Regions from separate parts of the Homo sapiens genome. Here all the other regions are linked to region 3. Evidence: chromatin loops called from intact Hi-C (ENCODE). Cell type or tissue: gastrocnemius medialis. All regions are shown on one strand. Each heading gives the region's core, and the rest is flanking DNA. Links, peaks and the distances in the headings are about the cores only.

Region 1 (6,396 bases), core at 1,343-3,842, 740 kb before region 3:
TATTGATGGCAATAGGGGTAGTGATAATGAAAGGTGATAGAGTTTCTTTAGTTATATGCAAATATAATATATAAGTTGTGTTGCATTTCCAGTAGCCAAATATTAGATAATGATTTGTCCTGATAAAAATCACTAATAAGATTCATTTGTCTCTCTCCAAACACCAGCTTCTCAATATGAAAAGGCATCTCTGAACTACTGTTATTGACTTAGAAATATTGTTCACTGGGGATGGCGTCATCATACTGCAACCAGTAAGAATGGCGTCACTCCTAGAGGAACTGTTCATACAGAGGAATCCTGCACAAAGCACACCCCTGGTATTGGGCAGTGCACAATTGCACAACTTCACACAGTGACCCTGACTCTGTGAGCAAAAATGGAAAACAATATCAGGGCAGGAATCTGAGAGCAGGCGAGCTCAGGAATAAGAAGCTAAACACTGGCTACGTATCAGATAAAGACTGGACAATACACAAGTGTCAAAGGACAAGATAAATGAATGACTGACTAGACAGTTGTCAGGCTGCCTGTGAAGGTAGGATGCTCTCCTTCAGTGTGTGGTCTATACATTCAAAGATTGAATATGGCACCACGTCTCCAGTGAGAAGATTACATGGGTCATGAAGCGAAGAGATAAAAGTAGAAAGGTCCCCACTCACCATTGTTCCCAGTGACCCACTGAGGGACCTTGTGCTTCCTGTCCTTGCAACTCTTAGTTCTGCAGAATTAGAGGTACTACTAGTCCCCCAAAGGCAGCATATATTTGCCAGGGGATAGGAAAGAACCCTGTTAATTTTATAAGCAACAGAGGCTGCTTGGGCACTTCAGGCTCATTGTTTCCAATACGCAAGTAGAAGTGTTGCCATCTTGACCTTCATTATTAGAAGAGATCATGATGCTGTTACACAATGGAGCAGGGAGGAAGAAGGGTGTCACCTCAGGATTTACTGTGACCAAAATGAACAGGGACAACGACCCTGGATTTCAAAGAACATAGTGCCTGAGCTCAGTGACCCCCAGGAGTGAGGACTTCTGTTGCTTCAAGTCACGACCAGCAGAAATGGTAGCCAAGGGTATGGGATCTAGAAGCATTTTGAGAGGAGACAGGAGATGAATGTCTGTTGTGATCCTGAGATGAGATGTTGCACTGGGGCTTCAGGTTTTTCTCTTAACCTGTTTGTACTGAGCTTTCCCCTAGAAGGAGAAGCCTGCTGGGATCCTGAAGAGAAGTGTTCCCCAAACAGAGATGGGTGCCTCGGATGGAGTGTGGCGGACTCATGACATGCCACCCAGATCATCCTTCAAGGATGGTCTAGGCCGGACGCTGTGGCTTACGCCTGTAATCCCAGCACTTTGGGAGGCCCAGGCAGGTGGATCACGAGGTTAGGAGTTTGAGACTAGCCTGACCAACATGGTGAAACCCCGTCTCTTCTAAAAATACAAAAATTAACCAGGCGTGGTGGTGCATGCCTGTAATCCCAGCTACATAGGAGGCTGAGGCAGGAGAATCGCTTGAACCTGGGAGGCAGAGGTTGCAGTTAGCCGAGATCGCACCACTGCACTCCAGCCTGGGTGACAGAGCAAGACTCCGTCACAAAAAAAGATGGTCTTGCTGGCCAGCCGCAGGTATATGGTTAGGCGGCAGATCCTTTCGGGTTCCTTTGGCTGCAGAGAGACACGTGTTTCCCTGGGTGACCCACTTCCAAAGAAGGCATCATGTAGGGATGTAAAGCCCAGTCATTTGAATCCAGCATAGGACAACACTAACAGACATTTGCTCCCTAGCTCCTGTGGTTCAAGGCTGCATTGCAGCTCATCTTTTCCCTGTACCTCATCCTATTTCCATCTCCTCCTTTTCACATGTGTTGATCCATAATAAATACCTTCCTCCAGGATCCATTTCAGTATCTGCAAGAATAAATACCTTGAGTGATTTTCAAAGTTTATATTGTCAATTTTTTAAAAGGCATACACTGTATAATTTTATTTATATGTGGTATCTCGAGTGGGCAAACTCCTAGAAACAGAAAGTGGCACCCTAGGGGGCTACTAGGGTGTGGGGCAGGGGAAATTTGGAATTGTTTAACGGGTACACAGTTTCATTTTTGCAAGATGAAAAAGTTGTAGAAATTGGATTTACAACAATATGAATATGCTAAATACTGAACTGTATACTTTTTTTTTTTGAGACAGAGTCTCGCTAATTTTTTGTATTTTTGGTAGAGGCGGGGTTTCACAGTGTTGGCCAGGATGGTCTCAATTTCCTGACCTTGTGATCTGCCCGCCTCCACCTCCCAAAGGCTGGGATTACAGGCGTGAGCCACCACATCTGGCCTGAACTGTATACTTAAAGATGGTTAAGAGGGTAAAAATGGTATGTTCATTTGTGATAAGATTAAATCAATTTAACAATAAAATAGAAACAAATGAATCAATAAATCGGTCTACATATTCATTGTAGAGTTCCTGAAATAGAAATTATTTATTATTCTTATGAGACCCAAAACCAGGTAAAATGGATTATATATACATATAAGTGTTATATATACATATCATTGTAAGTTTTGTATATACATATAATTGTAAGTTTTGCACTAATGTCACAGTTTCCTTGGAGGAATTTTTAATAATGTGGTTTAGTATTTTCTTAAGAAGAAACTAAAGATTTATTTTTGCACATTACGTGTCACCTGAATAAGTGTTGCAAATGTAATATGATTTCAACATGAAATAGCCTAACAGACTTCTCACCTGCCTATTACCTTAAAAAATAACCAAACTGAACACAAGAAAATTAGATTGCTGAAAACCTTCACTCTGAAGTGAAGAACCTGAGTTGTTCCTGCAGGTGGCACTGTCCGACAATAAAAAAGACCAATCTATGAACTGCCCTGTTAAAAATTCAATACTAGCCTTCTTGACCTAATGTTTAAACATACATTTTCTATAGTATAAAAATGAACTTTTTTGTTTGTGGTAATATCTATTAACAACTGTTCTTGTCCTTTATTCAAATATGGATATTTAACTTTTACTATTGAACATTAGATTGTTATTTTTAGTATTTTTTAAAGGTATTCAGTTAGTGAAATAATATCTTAGATTTCTGGAGTTTATATATTTATCATTATTATTAATTTTCACCAAACCAAAAAATCCTGAATCATCCTGAATGCAGCTAAATTCTTCCTTTCTAGGTAAAGACCCTTGAGTGATACCTGACCACACATACTTGGTCACCCTGTGGGTGTGTCAGAAGCACCCCAGTCCTTCTCTTTGGACAGGCACTGGGGCTTTTCTTGAGTTAGATAAGAGGAAATTCCTTGGCAAATGGTTCACTTTGTAGCACCTCACAGGATTTAGGAGCTTAACTCTATGCCTGATACCTTGGCCCCTGTCCTCTTGGAAGAACCAAGGTGGAAATATTGTTGCCAAATAGACTATTCACTTCAAACAGAAAAATAATGCTTGTTACTTTCTGTCTCCTCTGTTGACATTCGTATTCAAAAATGACTTTTCCTGTTCAATTAAAGTAGGGAGAATGAGTTCTTAAGAGTTGAGAGATTCCATAAACTCAGGGAAAGCCTTCATTTTATTGACTCTTTTCAATTGTTTCTCAATGTCTTAATTCACTGGATCCATGCAAGGGTGTGTAATGTGCACTTTCAACAAAAAGCAGCCTGAGAAGCAGGCATCTAATGGCCTGGTGCTAGTGCTCTGTTGCCTTTTTACAACTGTGTCAACACAAGGCTTCCTCTATGCCCTCCAGCCTTCATTCTGAGCACCCAAGCCTTTGTGCTGGGTGGCTTCTTCTTTCCTGACTCCAGCCTTCATTCTGAGCACCCAAGCCTTTGTGCTGGGTAGCTTGTTCTTTCCTCACTCAACATACATCACAAAAATACTTCATGTGTCGAGGCCACTTTTAAAGTGTTTAACTTACCCTCCCAATCCTCTTCTGCAATTTATTTCAAGATACAGACTCGATGAATTTAATGTATAGCATGCCTCCTGAACCTCATTTAAAACTCAGTCTTTTAAGGGTACTTGTGACTTGGTTTGACTCTTCTGAGCATTAGAATCTTGCCCCCCATTATTGAGAAGGTTCATCTTTTCAGGTACCTCTCTCTATAATAATTTAAAGAGCATTCTATAAAATCTAGCTTTACAAATACAACAAAATGTTGAGGATAATGAAGCCCACACTCTATAATAAAACTCAATAGCTTGCCAAATGAATATTCAGACACTTGTATCAATATTTTCTAGATATGCAACAGATTCTATAAGGTATACAACAACTTGAAATAAGACTCCAGGTTCCACTTACTGTTGAGATGGAGACAAATCCTGCCAAGCAACAAAAGTTTGTGCTTGCACTGCTTCCTGTTTGGTTGTGAATTAATATTGGTTGGGAGCAAACATTGGAGCACCTATTTGCACTGCATGAAGACCTCGTAGGGAAACACCTTTAAAATTCCTCTAGAAATACTAGCTCTACTTTAATCAATTTATGCTTTTTCAATTTGCATTCAGTGCCCTCTGGCTTATAAAGGCAAATACTCAACAGCCACGCCTGTCATTTTCTAAATCATTTCCATGTAGAGGCTTTGGAAGGGATCAACCCACCCTCATTTATAACATGCAAGAAGGAAGTGTACCTCATATACCTTCTTGACTATATCTTTATGGACCCACAAAAAGGCCTTCATTGACCCAGAAATGGAAAAAAAAAATCAAACTAATAGCCATATGTGAGTGCTTCATTTCAGACTCTAATAATGTGAACTTCTAGAACCATGTAGCATGAAGTGGGAAGTGGGGCATGGGTTAAGGATTAGAAAGGAAATAGAGTCTCAGAAATAAAGCACTGTTATAGTCTGAATGTTTATGTCTTCTAAAATTTCTGTGTTGAAATCCTTATTCCCAGTATGATGGTTTCAAGAGGTGAGGCCTTTGAGGGTTGATTAGGTATAAGGGTGGGGCCCTCATGAATGGGATTAGTGCCCTCATATAAGAGATCCCAGAGAGTTCCCTTGCCCCTTCCACCATGTGAGGACACAGCAAGAAGGTGCTGTCAATGAACCAGGAAGTAGGTACTCACCAAACACTGAATCTGCCAAGTCTCGATCTTGGACTTCCAGCCTCCAGAACTGTGAGCAATAAATGTCTTTTGTTTACAAGCCACCCAGGCTACAGTATTTTCTTATAGCAGACCTACTGACTAAAATAGGACCTTCCATAATTTTTTTTTTCCAGGACAGCAGATGGAAAAAAAAAAGCCTATCAAAGAAATCCAAAAGATTAGAGATTATGTAATAGTCTGTGAAGACACTTCTGAAAGCATGGTCTGCATATGGCTGAGGTGCAGTGAGCTAAGTTTTTAACATGACTCTGACTGCCCTCTCTAGATTGCATTGACCCTGGGCCACCTGGAACCAGGGGACTTCTTCCGCTACCCTCTAGCAGGGAGCTGCATGCAAACTCAGCTGCCCATGACAGGAGGGCCTGTAACAACCCCTTGGGTTCCAGAGTCTCTAGGTGCCCAGCAGCTATAAATGGCTGCTGACCAGTTCCAGGTGACCAGACAGCCAAGAAGTTTGTGTGTCATTTCACTGATAAGGTTGCCCACATGCTTGTCCTATACACAAAGGAGAGCAATCAGGTGGCCGGGTGTCCAGCCTAGACCCTCATGGTGTGTCCAGCCATGCTGTCCTCTGCACACCTCTCTGAAGGATGAGGATGGACAGAAACAGTGGTTTCTCTTCTCTCATTGACCTTGGCTTTTGAATGTACCCCAGTCTCCAATGAAAGCTATCCCTTCACCCATGCTGTGTCATTGTTGGATTTCTTGTAAATGCTGATGCAGCAGAGAGACTGACCATGCAGTCACTCATCCTGCCCCAGTTACCTAAGTTAGAAGCAACCAGAGCTCTTCTAAAAGCACAAATTTCTAATGCTCAGGCACAACCTATTGAATCAGGATGAGCCTGAATTTTTAAACAGGTTCTCAGGTGAGTTCTACCACAAAATGACTTTGAAAACTAGTGATCCAAGACATTGTTTCTCAAACCATTAGATGACCTTTGAAAGGCTTGTGAAACAGATTGCTGGGGCCCAGACTCAGAGTTTCTGATTCCGTTGATCTGGGGTGGAGTTCTGTAATTTGCATTTTATCCAAGCTTTGGGGTGATGCTTTTACTGCTGATCCTGGGAACTAAATTTAGATAACCACTAGCCTAAGTCTTAGACTCTAAGAGAAAAACAGTGCTAATGTAGTCACAGTAACCTTTGAGGAAGCTAAGAATTTTTTCTGGTGTCTACATTCCTAACATAAGAGAAGAAAAAAATGAAAATACATATTCTGAAGCAACATACTTCTGGCTTCCTTACCAA
Region 2 (6,396 bases), core at 1,345-3,844, 370 kb before region 3:
TTGCTAATCTAATTGCCCAAGACATAGACAAAACCCTCCCTATTCTTCTTCAGCTTAGAAATGGAAGGATGACTATGGATCCAAGTCTCTTTATTTTCTCCCTTCTCTTGGCGAATTTCAAAGAATAAGATGTTTTGCTGGCTGCAGAGGCAGAGGAGAGAGTGGAAATAAAATGAGTCTACTGTGCTCCAAGAGGTGACCTCTGGACATGAGTTCTGACCCAGGACAGACCTGGTGACTTCAGCAACATCCTTCTTTCCCAGGCACAATGCACAGCAGATGGCCTTCTAAATGAAGTGCCATGCTAGTAATTCTCCTCTCACCTTGGTTCATAATAGGGAAATGGATTTTTGACCCATTAACATCTTACCCCCATTCATTTTGTGCTCTTTATTCACAAAATCAGCATCCCATGTCTGCAGTGATTAAAAGACCAAACAGAAGTACTTCACATGGTTACGGGCAGCCTAGCCAGCCTTAATAAGCTACTCCTGCAAAATGGAAATGAAGAAATCTATTATGGGAATTAGAAACACATCACATTCAATTTTGTGTGGCAAAACAGAGGTTTAATATTGATAAATATAAGAATCCAATAATATATAGCAGGTGTGATGCATGGTCTATCTGTCCCTGTCCTCTTTATCTGCATATCAGGTCACACTGCTGCAAAATTTAGACTGCACACACCAGAACATGTGCATCTGATTGGATTTGGGTTTGTTGCAGGATGGAATTGGACCAAACAGTCACTCCTGTGGGTCAGTTTTTATTAATTACAGCGAACCTCCCTTCTCCTAGTCTAACATGGCCCTTTGCAGTTGTCAGTCAATGTAAAGCCTTTCTTCTGCCTGTAAATAGGATATGTTGGAAAGATTAAGCTCACACCTAAGTGAAAAAGGATGGATAAAAGGCAGGAGACTGGCCTTTTACTGTTGTCACTCCACGTGCCAACCCTTTTACTTCAGGAACACTCTCAAAACGAGTTACAGATTTAGATTTCTCCTATTTTCAGTGTGTACTATTAAGCTAGGGAGAAAAGATCCAGAATAGGAAAGATGACTTAATGGAAATTAATATGTTGAGTCCGGAGATTTGTACCATATAAATATCTAACTATTAAAAAGAGGTAACAGCAAAAAAAAAAAAAAAAAAAAAAAAAGAACAGAAATAAAATTAGAATTTAGTCACATTGCAAGCAAATAAATGTAGAGTCATCATGACTTCTAAAACTATTATAATTATCCAAGTCTAGCTGACACAAAATTCTGAACACTAACTAAATGATTTTTCTCGATGCTACCAACTCCTCTCTTCTTTGGGTTAAGAGCAACACAACATGGTCAATTCAAACACAGTGGCGTCTCATAAAAAGTTTTTTTTTTTTTCAAAAGGCTCAGCATCACTAATCATCAGAGAAGTGCAAATTAAAACTACAATGAAATACCATCTTACACCAGTCAGAATGGCTATTATTAAAAAGTAAAGAAACAGCAGATGTTGGTGTGGGTGCAGAGAAAAGGGAACACTTATACACTAGTGGTGGGAATGTAAATTAATACAACCTGTATGGAAAATAGTATGGAGATTTCTCAAAGAGCTAACAATAAAACTACCATTTGACCCAGCAATCCCACTACTGGGTATCTACCCAAAATAAATCATTATATAAAAAGACATCTGCACTCATATGTTTATTGCAGCACTATTCACAATAGCAAAGTCACAGAATCAACCTACCTGCCCTTTAACAGATGATTGGATAAAGAAAATGTAGTACACAGACACCATGGAATACTGCTCAGCCATAAAAATGAATGGAATTATATATTTTGCAGCAACAGGGATGGAATTGGAGGCCATTTTCCCAAGTGAAATGACTCAAAAAAGTCAAATGCTGCACGTTCTCACAAGTGGGAGCTAAATAATGGTGCACACGGACATACAAAATGAAATAATAGACGTTGGAGACTCCAAAGGGAGGGTAGGAAAAGGGTTAAAGGATGAAATTCTACCTATTTGGTACAATGTACACTATTTGGATGATGGTTACAGTAAAAGCCCAGACTTTACCACCACACAATATATCAATGTAACAAAATTGCACTTGTACCCTCAAATCTGCAAAACTAAAAATAAATATTTAAAAATAAAAACTTTTACATAGTGAATTCGTCCAGTAGCTTTATCAAGATGTAATTTATATACCATCAAATTTACCCCTTTGAAGAGTACATTTCAATGTTTTTTCAGTGTATGTACAGAGTTGTGCAACCTTCACCGTAATCTACTTTTGAAGTGTTTTCATCACGCCAAAAAGAAACCCTGCACCCTTTATTACTCACACCATATTCTTTCCCCTCCAGCCCCTGGCAAACACTCGTCTCCTCTCTGCCTTCATGCATTTGCTTATTCTGGACATTTTGCATAAATCGGATCCTACAGGATGTGGTTTTATGTGACCGGCTTCTTTTGCTCAGGATCATGCTTTGGTTTCATCCATGTTGTAGGAGGTGCCAATACTTTTTTCCTTTTTTATAAATTGCTGGATAGAATTTTTCTGTTATCAATGTGTTGATAACACATTGATATCAGCTCCCCATGCACCCCTTAATATATTTTCAGATAAACAAGGGGATCCATTGAAGCTCTGCTCCTTTAACGTGAGCACCACGTTAAGCTTCCCCAGCAGAGGGTGCTGGAGAGATAGTGCAAAAGAAAGGCTGCAATTTTCGGCTCAGGGGGCGAGATCGGAAGTGCGGTTATGACATCTGGTGGCACCTCTTCCAGCCATAGGCCCAGGTTGCAGCCTTTCAGCAACTCTGACACCTAAGCCTGGCAATATTATTTCCCCAGCTTTCTCAGCTGAGAAACCAGAGTTCCCTTCCGAGTCTGACACATCAAGCTGTTGTCCTTCTTCAAACTTCCCACATGGCTGTGTCCCTTTGAACCTTCTGTCCACTCCAATGCACAGACTCCCTAACACAGTGGTTGCCGATCACCTGCCCTCTCACCTGCACTCTAGAATGTGGCCCACAGTCTGCCCAGCAACTCAAGACCAACTCTGGCCTGGCCAAATCTCCAAACATCTCCACTCTTTTTTTTTGTTTGTTTGAGACGGAGTCTCGCTCTGTCGCCCAGGCTGGAGTGCAGTGGCGCAGTCTCCACTCCACCTCCCGGGTTCATCCCATTCTCCTGCCTCAGCCTCCCGAGTAGCTGGGACTACAGGCGTCCGCCACCATGCCCTGCTAATTTTTTGTATTTTTCAGTAGAGGTGGGGTTTCACTGTGTTAGCCAGGATGGTCTCGCTCTCCTGACCTCGTGATCCGCCCGCCTCGGCCTCCCAAAGTGCTGGGATTACAGGCGTGAGCCACCACGCCCGGCGAGTCTATGCATGCATGTCTTATAGTTACTCTTTTATAACTCTTCATAATTCTTCACATTAAACTCTCCCTATTTAATCCCACTGCATGGTTTGTCTTTTGCCTGGACTCAAACTTCCACAGTATTTCATTGTATAGGTATACCACATATTGTTCATCCATGCGTCAACTGATGGTCATTTGGGTTGTTTCCATTTGTTTGGCTCTTAGCAATAATGCTGCTATGAACATTTATGTGCAAGTCATATGTTTTATTTCTCCAGGGTAGCTACGTAGGAGTTGAATTGCTGGAGCACTTGGTACATTTGTCTTTAACTTTGTAAGAAACTGCCAAACTATTTTCCAAAGTGGCTGCACCATTTGTCCTTCCCATTAGCAATGTGTGAAGGTTCCAATTTGTCTACATCCACATCAACACTTATTATGTTCTATCTTTTATGATTATAGCCATTCTAGTATATTTTATACTACAAATTCAAGTTATTGAAGCCAAAAATGAAGGTTGAGTTAAAAAAAAAAAAATCAGAATTGTGTCCAGTACTCAAGAAGAAATAGGAAAGTGATGTCTATTATTTTGTTCTTGTTCTTATCAAAAGTTAAGGGACCAGTTCTTTCTGGGCTGCAATCATGGTAACATGTTCTTTCTTGGATGCTGTGACAGCAGGGTAAATGAAAGGAAACTCACAGTTTTTGGAACAAAAGCCATAGAACATTTCATTTCAAGAAAAAGTTAATACAAACTTCAGTAAAATAATGTGAAGAAAATGTTAAGCCAAAAAGACAATTTGATTTTGGAACTTTTTATGTGTAGGTAATTTTCTCTTTATTTTTTTTCTGGTAGAAACTTTAAAACTAACTCAACAGTTGGTCCAAAAACAACATTTAACCATTATTTTCTAGGCTACACATTTGGGCCCAGTACAACTCCAAGAAATGGAGAAATGCTCTGTTTCCGTTTGGAATTCAGGGAATCTTTCTGGCTGTGGTACAGATTTCCTGTGTTTTGCTCCAGGATGGTTGAAATTTGGGCAGCTCAATCAGGTTCAAATTATGTTAGAATAGCATTTGCATTCTAGTTACAAAGCAAGGCTTTGAATTCCCACCCACACTTTCTTGGCTTGAATCACCATCCTCATCAGTCTAAAGAAAGTGAAATCTTTTAAACAAGACAGGATGAAAGAAAAGTTGGGCTGAAAAAGAAAAACTTAGAAACTTTCGTGATTAAGTTAGCTCTTCCTAAAGTGTTCAGATCACAAGCCACCTCCTAGCACCTCATTTGAGATTCCACTGAGTAAAGTACATACCTTCAAGGTGATTAGAATGAGTTAGCAAACATCACGGATTAAAAAAAAAACACTTTGGAAGCTGTTTGTTAAATCTTGCAGAATTTTTAGCTGGTTTAAGTATCAGACACCAAGTCCAGATATGAAGACATATGAGGTTTTGTGGTGGTGGAAACTACTCAATCCACTGATATCTCCGGTTCCATGAAGAGCCACGTTAGTCTGTGATATTAAAGTATGATGTCAATTCTTTGAGCCTTTTGGGCTTCAATATGTATATTTAACAATACAGGGGCTTCAGCATAGGGTACACTACTTTATGAATGTATGGGACTTTGGTTTTATGACACATAAAAAAGACAGTGCATATATAACTGGTTAGTCCAGTATATGTACATTTTAAATAATTATGATTCTAACAGTATGGTCTCCGATGTTTGAATATATTGTTTAAGCAAAAATAGTCCTTGGAAAGGTTGCAACGTGATAGAGGAAGAGACACAGGAACCCTATTTTGGAGACAAATTTCCATTCAGGGAAGAACTTTTATAGATACTCACTGAAGAGTATCTAAAAGCATCATGCTTGCACCTATTTATCTGGTTTTTTTTCCCCAGATCTCCATTGCCAAATGATGTCATCAACCCATCTTTGTATAAACAGAAAATGAAAGAGACCTATAATTTCTATATTTTGTCTTTTGATTCCAACAGCATTATTATTTTAGGAGAGAGGTCTAGATCAACAGCTCTAAAATGACACCAACAGAACAGCAGTGAAGAAGGCATTCTCGGAGGCTGCACATTTCTGGAAGACAGCATGAAGATATGCCTCAAGTGCAAACAAATATTTGGTTTGGACTTAGCAATTCTATTTCAGAGAATTTGGCCCTACACAATAAAAAAAAAAAGCCAAGATTTAAATGCAGATATTACCTACATAAAAATTTGTAACTAAAAAAAGTAAGCCAAGCAAAATATCTAACATCATAGAACTCATTAACTAAATTATAGAAATGACTTTATTGTGTATAGAAAAATTATTCAATTCTACAAAATTTAAAGTACTTGGGGGAAAAGGCATTGAAATGACATACCCAAAGTTCACCTCAAATGTAACCAGTCTAGAGGACATGATTGCAGACTTTTGATATATGGATACCAGGATATGCAGATAGACAGAGATTCAGATAGAAATGTTTTAAGGACCATGTGTTTAAAGTAAGAACCAGTAAATGTATTTTTCTTAAATTTTGCTTTAGAAAAAAAACCAGAAGTGATACCAAAGGGATTGCTGATCTTCAAATATTTGAGGCTGGGGTGTCTAGGAATACAGTAGGACATGAATCCTTAAAAAGTGAGATAGGGTCAACTGCATAAGTAATGTGTTGCAAATTCACTTTACATATATAGCATTTTAACTATGCTATTTGGTAAAAACCAAGAGTAGCTGATAAAATGCAGTCTGTTCCTGGATTAAAATAGAAACTCTGTTGTCTTTCTATCTGCACTTCTGACACTTTTGATGTTCTCATTTGTTATGCTCTCAAGCCATCTCAACCTAACTTGTCCTTCCCTCACCCCCAAAAATTGGCTGGGAAAGAGGAGAAATTAGGGCATCCTCAAACTATACCTCCTAGACTAGAGGAATCGTACAATACTAAGGCTAATTTTCCCAGTTAGAAAAAGTGAACAGAAACTGAATGACTGGCTGCCTGCCATCCAAAGAGG
Region 3 (6,396 bases), core at 1,634-4,133:
ACTCGGTGGCTCATGCCTATGATCCCAGCACTTTGGGAGGCCAAGGCAGGAGGATCACTTGAGCTCAGGAGTTTGAGACCAGCCCGGGCAACACGGTGAAACCCCATCTCTACAAAAAGTACAAAAATTAGCCAGGAATGGTGGTAGGTGGTAAACATCTGTGGTCCCAGCTACTCAGGAAACCTAGGTGGGAGGACTGCTTGAGCCCAGGAGGTCGAGGCTGCAGTGCACCCAGATCATGCCGTTGAGTTCCAGCCTCAGTGACAGGGCCAGACCCTGTCTCAAAACAAAAAACAAAACAAACAAATAAAAAAAAGTACATAACCATTAAAAATGGTACAAAAAATTTTATTTAAATAGCATCTATGATTTACTGTTGTTTAAAGTATCTTTTTTTAGATGTGTGTTTATATGGATTGGACATACTAGTCTATTTCTTAACAATCAAATGGACATATTTTTCCAGTACATTTAGCTAAGACTCTCTTAGACTCATTGTTTTTTTCAGAAAGCAACTTGCCTTTTTAAAGGGCTTTCAGCTACACTGGATAAGGATAAAGTTTGAAGGTAGCAAATATAATCTTTATCTGACATGCCTCTCTTGGAAAAGCAAAATGAGAACTCACTCAAAACTTGGAGAACAAATACTTAAATATGACAGCATTTAGGAGTCATGAACAAAACGACATCGTCCCTGGTTTTGGTTCTCAGGGGAAAGTAAAGTGAGGGGAAGAAAGTCACAGATGAGGTCTAGTTTCCTTTCTAGTTGCCTCCATTTGATGATGCAAGAGTGTGCATCTTCCCTTAGAAACTGCAGTTCACTTCAGGAAAAGCAACAGTGGCAAGATGAAGGAGTGTGCCCTGCAAGCTCACTGGCCATGACCCATACTTCCACCCTCTCAGGCAATGTTCTCAGGCTTTGCTAGCTCAGTTCCGCTAAAGCTCTTCTTTAACCGCTTTCCTTCTCCTCCAGACTTAATTTCTCTTCTGCACAGCACAGGATACAATTAATAACTGAATGGATAAATGTCAGATTTTCATCTTTCGCAATATGGTTTCAGGCAGGAATGAGGTGTACCTTTATGGTACTGTACCCATCTGTTCCCGATGGCCAATTTAATGATTTTACAAATAACAATGATTGCTTTTGGCATAGGGTCTTTGAATATACACTCTAGTTTACACAAAAGACCACCGCATCCATTTACAGTCTTCTGCTTTCTTTTATCACCTTGCAAGGCTAGATACCCTATTTGGGGATAACTTTAGCATATAACACATTTTTCACCTTCAACGAGATTATAAAAATTTAGTTGCAGTCCATACAGTTTAAAGCGATCACTTTTATTAGTCATCTTGATGTTTCCTAAGATTTTACAAAGTTTCAGAATTGTGTTTCCTATTACTTTTGTGCACTAAAGACTATTTTAATGACATTTAAACTTCCTTTGCAAAATATACGAAAAATTGTCAAATACTATGATTTCTAACTACCACCACTTCTCAATAATTTGTCTCTTTGCCCTTTCATATTGTCATGTCATCATCAATCAGTGTTAAATTTGTTTGCTGCCTGTTTACACTTGTGCTGAGAGTCTGGACTAAGAAATTGCTAAGGTATTTTTCCTGGCTGCAATCGTTACTAAAGTTAAAATAATTAGTAAAAAATAGGCCGGGTGCGGTGGCTCATGCCTGTAATCCCAGCACTTCGGGAGGCCGAGGCGGGCGGATCACGAGGTCAGGAGATCGAGACGATCCTGGGCAACGTGGTGAAACCCCGTCTCTACTAAAAAAAAAAGAAAAATTAGCCAGCCTCGGGAGGCTGAGGCAGGGGAATCACTTGAACCTGGGAGGCGAAGACTGCAGTGAGCCGAGATCGCGCCACTGCACTCCAGCCTGGTGACAGATCGAGACTCCGTCTCAAAATAAAATAAAATAAAAATAAATAAATAAAGTATGTCAGAGGACGTATTTTCATGTGTCAAGAGCAATTGTCTGGCGATGGGAATGGTGATGTGCAATGGTGATGTTCGGCTGTGGGTGCACTTTCCCTCCCGGAGCCCCACCATGAATCGGTCTCTCTAGCACATGTGATGGCCTCTGTTGATTCTGGTGTCTTACACAGCAGAACAGATGCTGCACCCAGCAAGGAGGGTGGGTTTTTGAAACCCAGTGGTTTCACAGGCTGCTTGACGCCCGTAAAATGAACGCTTGCCCCAGTGACAAGGCAGTTAGCTAATTTTACCCTACTTCTAACATTACCAACACTATTATAAGCAACCATAAATACTTAGGGCTCTCATGTCAAATTCTCCGTACAAGCCGTAGATATTGAAAAACATACAAATAGTTAGAAATACTTAAAGTCAAATGTGGGAGGCTATTAAAAATATAAACAATAACTATTGTATTTCAAAAATGTATGACAAAAATGTTACTGGCTTGCCCCTAAAATATTTGGAGAAGCATAAACAAATTAATAGAAGCATGAATTTAGTGAAGTCTTAAATGATATAACTTTAATTAAAAATGACATTTCTCACTTTCGAGTGGCCTATTTTTCATGTGAAGAGCATAATGTTCTTTTCAGTAAAATTTGTACTTAAAATTTTGTAAAATGAGACTTTTTTGAAGCAGTTTTTTTAAACAAAGCTCAAATAAATGATCATGTTTATTCTGAATTTCATGTTTAAACATGAAAATAAATCTACAAGTGCTCTTCAGAATTACTGAAACTCTATTCTGTTGAAAGTATTAAGTGGGTTTTTGTTCTCTGATGTTTTCAAGCCTTTTGAAATTGACATTGAGCCACATAAATACCAAGCGATTTGGAGAGAAGCCGCTGGAAATTACAAAAGCAGCTTTTTAACAGGAGACAGCGCCACACGCTGGCCATTTAAATAAAACGGGAAGGAAAGCACAGAACCGTCTCTGTGAGATAACCTAATTTTAGGACAAAGCTGTCCACTCTACAGCATATATCTGACTGGGGTAATCATGCCACATTTTCACTTAGCACTAACTTAATTACTTCCAGTGTGGATTTCAATATTGCAAGGCGTTCCTGCATCTCTACAGTCACACTGACCTAAATTAGGGAGATTAGTATAGCAGTTTCAAACAATTTTTTCCTAACTTTTAAACACTTTCCAAATATTCCCTACAAAATTAACTGACAAAGGTGGACTGTGAATTACATCTATGGAAGCATCTGTTTGGAACCACTTTTTTTGCAGCTCCTACATGGCTTGCTTTTTAAGATTTTGTAAAATGTGAGAACATATGAATAAAATTTGACGCCAGGGAAAAGAAGGGCAAAAAAAGTTGACAGGCTTTATCTGCTGCCTTAGAGAACATGAAGAAGACCCAGAAACTACCTTTCAACACTCGCCAGCCGCTCTGCACAAGATGAGACAACAGCCAAGAGATGAACATAAACATGTTTGGAAACCTGGGGGAAGCCCTGCATTGCTCCAAGACCAAGCGGGCAGGGCCTCTGAATGTAACTAAGGCATGAACTAACTGTTTCCTCTTCTGTATCCACTGGAGCTAATAAAAAGCATCCCCTAGGACCACAAATAAAACAAAACAAAGAGACATATTTTATTTCCAGGATTTTCTGTAGTGGCTAGCATGAACCAACTGGAGAATATTCCGCTCTGAGATTGAATTTTGGGTGTTTCAGAGTCAGAGAGCAAAGCTGACTCCCTTCTGGTCTCTTCTCCTCATTGTTTCTGGGACTCTGAATGCCCAGCCCTCCTCAGGCACTATGTAGCACATCAAAGGTCGACTTTGAGTTCCATGGAGTGCCAAGGCCAGGAGTTCACTTCGCCTTTTGTTTTCTTAGCAATCTGTGTTTCACTGGGACACAGATGGACAACAGTTGAATATCAAACATGGTAAATGGAGCCTGGGCAACATAACAAGACCTTGTCTCTGCCAAATAAATAAATAAATAAATAAAATAAAATAATCAGGGCAAGTGGCACACACCCCTAGTCCCAGAGAGGCTGAAGTAAGATCGCCTGAGCCTGGGAGGTTGAGGCTGCAGTGAGCTGTGATTGCACCACTGCACTCCATGCTGGGTAACAAAGTGAGACCCTGTTTTCTAAAATAATAAGAAAACAGAAAAGAAAAAAAGATGGTGAATGGGATTCACTTGATGTTTAAATGGCGATTCCTAATGGGAATGTTTCTTCCTGGTCTTTCTGGACATTGCCTGAGATAGCTAAGGTAGTTAGCAACATGGTAACAACTTCTGTGCTCAAAAAGAAACTGAAGGGGAGGTGTCCATATGTATTCAACACTTTTCTTTTTCCTCTCCTGCAAATAATTAGTAGCTACCATTCTGAATTGATGAGAGTTCAGGTGGTATTTATCCCTGAGGAATTTATTTCCAGCATCTCAATGTTCATAATGCTTTTCATATATGGAGGAGGACGGTGCTAGGAAAAGCATTCAGTTGAGAGCATTCATACAGGCAGAAATGCTCCTGAATTACTGATACAGAGGAAGCCAGTGAAGACCAGTGGCGTGATTGGAGAAATGGTCAGCTCATTTATATTAGTAGGATGTCGCCCAGTGAATTACTGCTTCCTGGCATTATGCACAAAGAAAGAAATGAAAAGAGATCTAAACCCTTTTCTGTTTTCAGAAGATTAGGTGCACATGTTCATTGTTTATTTAAAATCAAAAGACTTTTTATCATTGTCTGCAAAAACTTTAAAGTTATGACTATCATAACTGCCTACTCAGACATTAAGGGATTATAAGACATCATAGATAGATAGATAGATAGATAGATAGATAGATAGATAGATAGATAGATAATTTAGATAGATACAATTTTGTATGTATATATACACAAAATTTCCATAAGTACAAGGACTATTTGTAGACTCTATTTTTCTTTGTCAGTTTGTACATTTTAATTCTAATTATATAATTTAAATTTTACAAGCCTTATTATTTTTGTTTTATACACTCAATATTCATTATGATTTAATATTTATTTATCCTTTACATTGCTTCTTCTTTCTTATATTTCCATGTTTCCATCTGGGATCATTCCTTCTGCTGGAAGAAGTTAAATATATGCAACTGTATATATATATTAGTATGGTTCTATTGGAAACAGATTTTCTCAGATTTCCTTTTTTTTTTTTTTTTTTTTGAGATGGAGTTTCGCTCTTTTTGCCCAGGCTGGAGTGCAATGGTGCGATCTCGGCTCACCGCAACCTCCGCCTCCTGGGTTCAAGTGATTCTTCTGCCTCAGCCTCCCAAGTAGCTGGGATTACAGGCATGCGCCACCACGTCCGGCTAATTTTGTGTTTTTTAGTAGAGAAAGGGTTTCTCCATGTTGGCCAGGCTGGTCTTGAACTCCCGACTTCAGGTGATTTGCCCGCCTCGGCCTCCCAAAGTGCTGGGATTACAGGCGTGAGCCACCATGCCCGGCCTCAGATTTCTTTTTGAGGGGATGCATTGCCATGTCTTTGTTTCATTTTTATTTTTGGAGAATACTCTTTCTACAACAGAATTCTAGATTAGCAGTTATATCCTGTCCTCATTATCGTTGTTCATTTTTTCAAAGTAGAACACGGGTCTTTTCTGTCATTTTGGACCAGAAGATTTCCCACTCAGTGGTCTTCAAGCCACTCAGCAGACAAGGGAATTACTTCTTGCTGAGGATACAAAAATCTCCCCATCTGCTTTGCTCTTACCTTGTTGAGCTTATGGAACTGACTTATTCCCAAGACCCCTTCCTTTGAAACTCCTGTTCCTAAACAGCACATATCCCTAGATTTCCCATGTCTCTTCCTCAGTTTTTTTCCCTGGAGCCTCTTTTTACATCCTTCTGGATTCGTCACTGTTCTTGAAATAATCTGTTCCATGTGATAGAATCGAAGGGCAAGTTGGACAAGGAGGCTTTGCATGGGAAAGAAGTCCATGTGGCAGGAATTGAGGACACTGTTGCTCTACCTTACAGAGCCCAGTCAGTACTGGGGCTCTGTCTTCTCTCTATGCTGTGAAAACCAGAATCTCGTTTGCCAGTCCTGACTTGGTGTCCACTTGGGTGAGGGGCTCTGGCCCAGGTGTGGGTCATTTATTTTTGACCGGGGCCCACCACAGACCCTGAGTTTCCTTCCCAGAGATGAAGACTCTGCTTTGGGTCAAGCAGCTATGCAAAGAGGCGGTGTCTACGAGTGGCTCCTTGGGGGCCTTTCCCTAGTTGCTCTGCAGAGCTGTAAGATTTGCATGTGTCTCTCTCAACCACCTCTGCCCTGAGCTTTCACTACGCTACGTAAGACCAACTCCCTGTTGGGCGTTTCCAAGGGCGAGACACACGCACAATCCTGCCTCAGGAACCCAGCCCCCATTGCCCAGTGCAGGAAGCGT

What was found. Peaks named below come from ENCODE experiments on the same cell type or tissue, not always from the same donor. Only the 100,000 strongest peaks of a DNase experiment are listed, where the experiment ranks them.
Region 1: a loop joins it to region 3, with 9 times the contacts of the local background. A loop is called at or near these places in 93 of 110 quality-filtered maps.
Region 2: it touches region 3 in a loop (9-fold over the local background); 39 of 110 quality-filtered maps call a loop at or near these places.

The regions. Positions count from the first base shown.
Region 1 is chrX:7,993,762-8,000,157 of GRCh38, forward strand. All of the region lies in intron 1 of LOC107985675 (a long non-coding RNA gene), which reads left to right. Among named protein-coding and RNA genes, the nearest start is that of PNPLA4, 70 kb to the left of the region's middle. In gastrocnemius medialis, for the core only: a CTCF peak has its summit at 2,839 (motif pointing right); no DNase peak of the experiment used is centred there.
Region 2 is chrX:8,362,224-8,368,619 of GRCh38, forward strand. The region is part of intron 2 of LOC107985675 (a long non-coding RNA gene); the gene reads left to right. Among named protein-coding and RNA genes, the nearest start is that of VCX3B, 99 kb to the right of the region's middle. In gastrocnemius medialis, for the core only: CTCF peaks have their summits at 2,688 (motif pointing right) and 2,888; a DNase peak (open chromatin) is centred at 2,744.
Region 3 is chrX:8,735,906-8,742,301 of GRCh38, forward strand. No RefSeq gene overlaps it. Among named protein-coding and RNA genes, the nearest start is that of ANOS1, 7.0 kb to the left of the region's middle. In gastrocnemius medialis, for the core only: a CTCF peak has its summit at 2,894; no DNase peak of the experiment used is centred there; H3K4me3 peaks cover 379 bases; H3K27ac peaks cover 1,088 bases.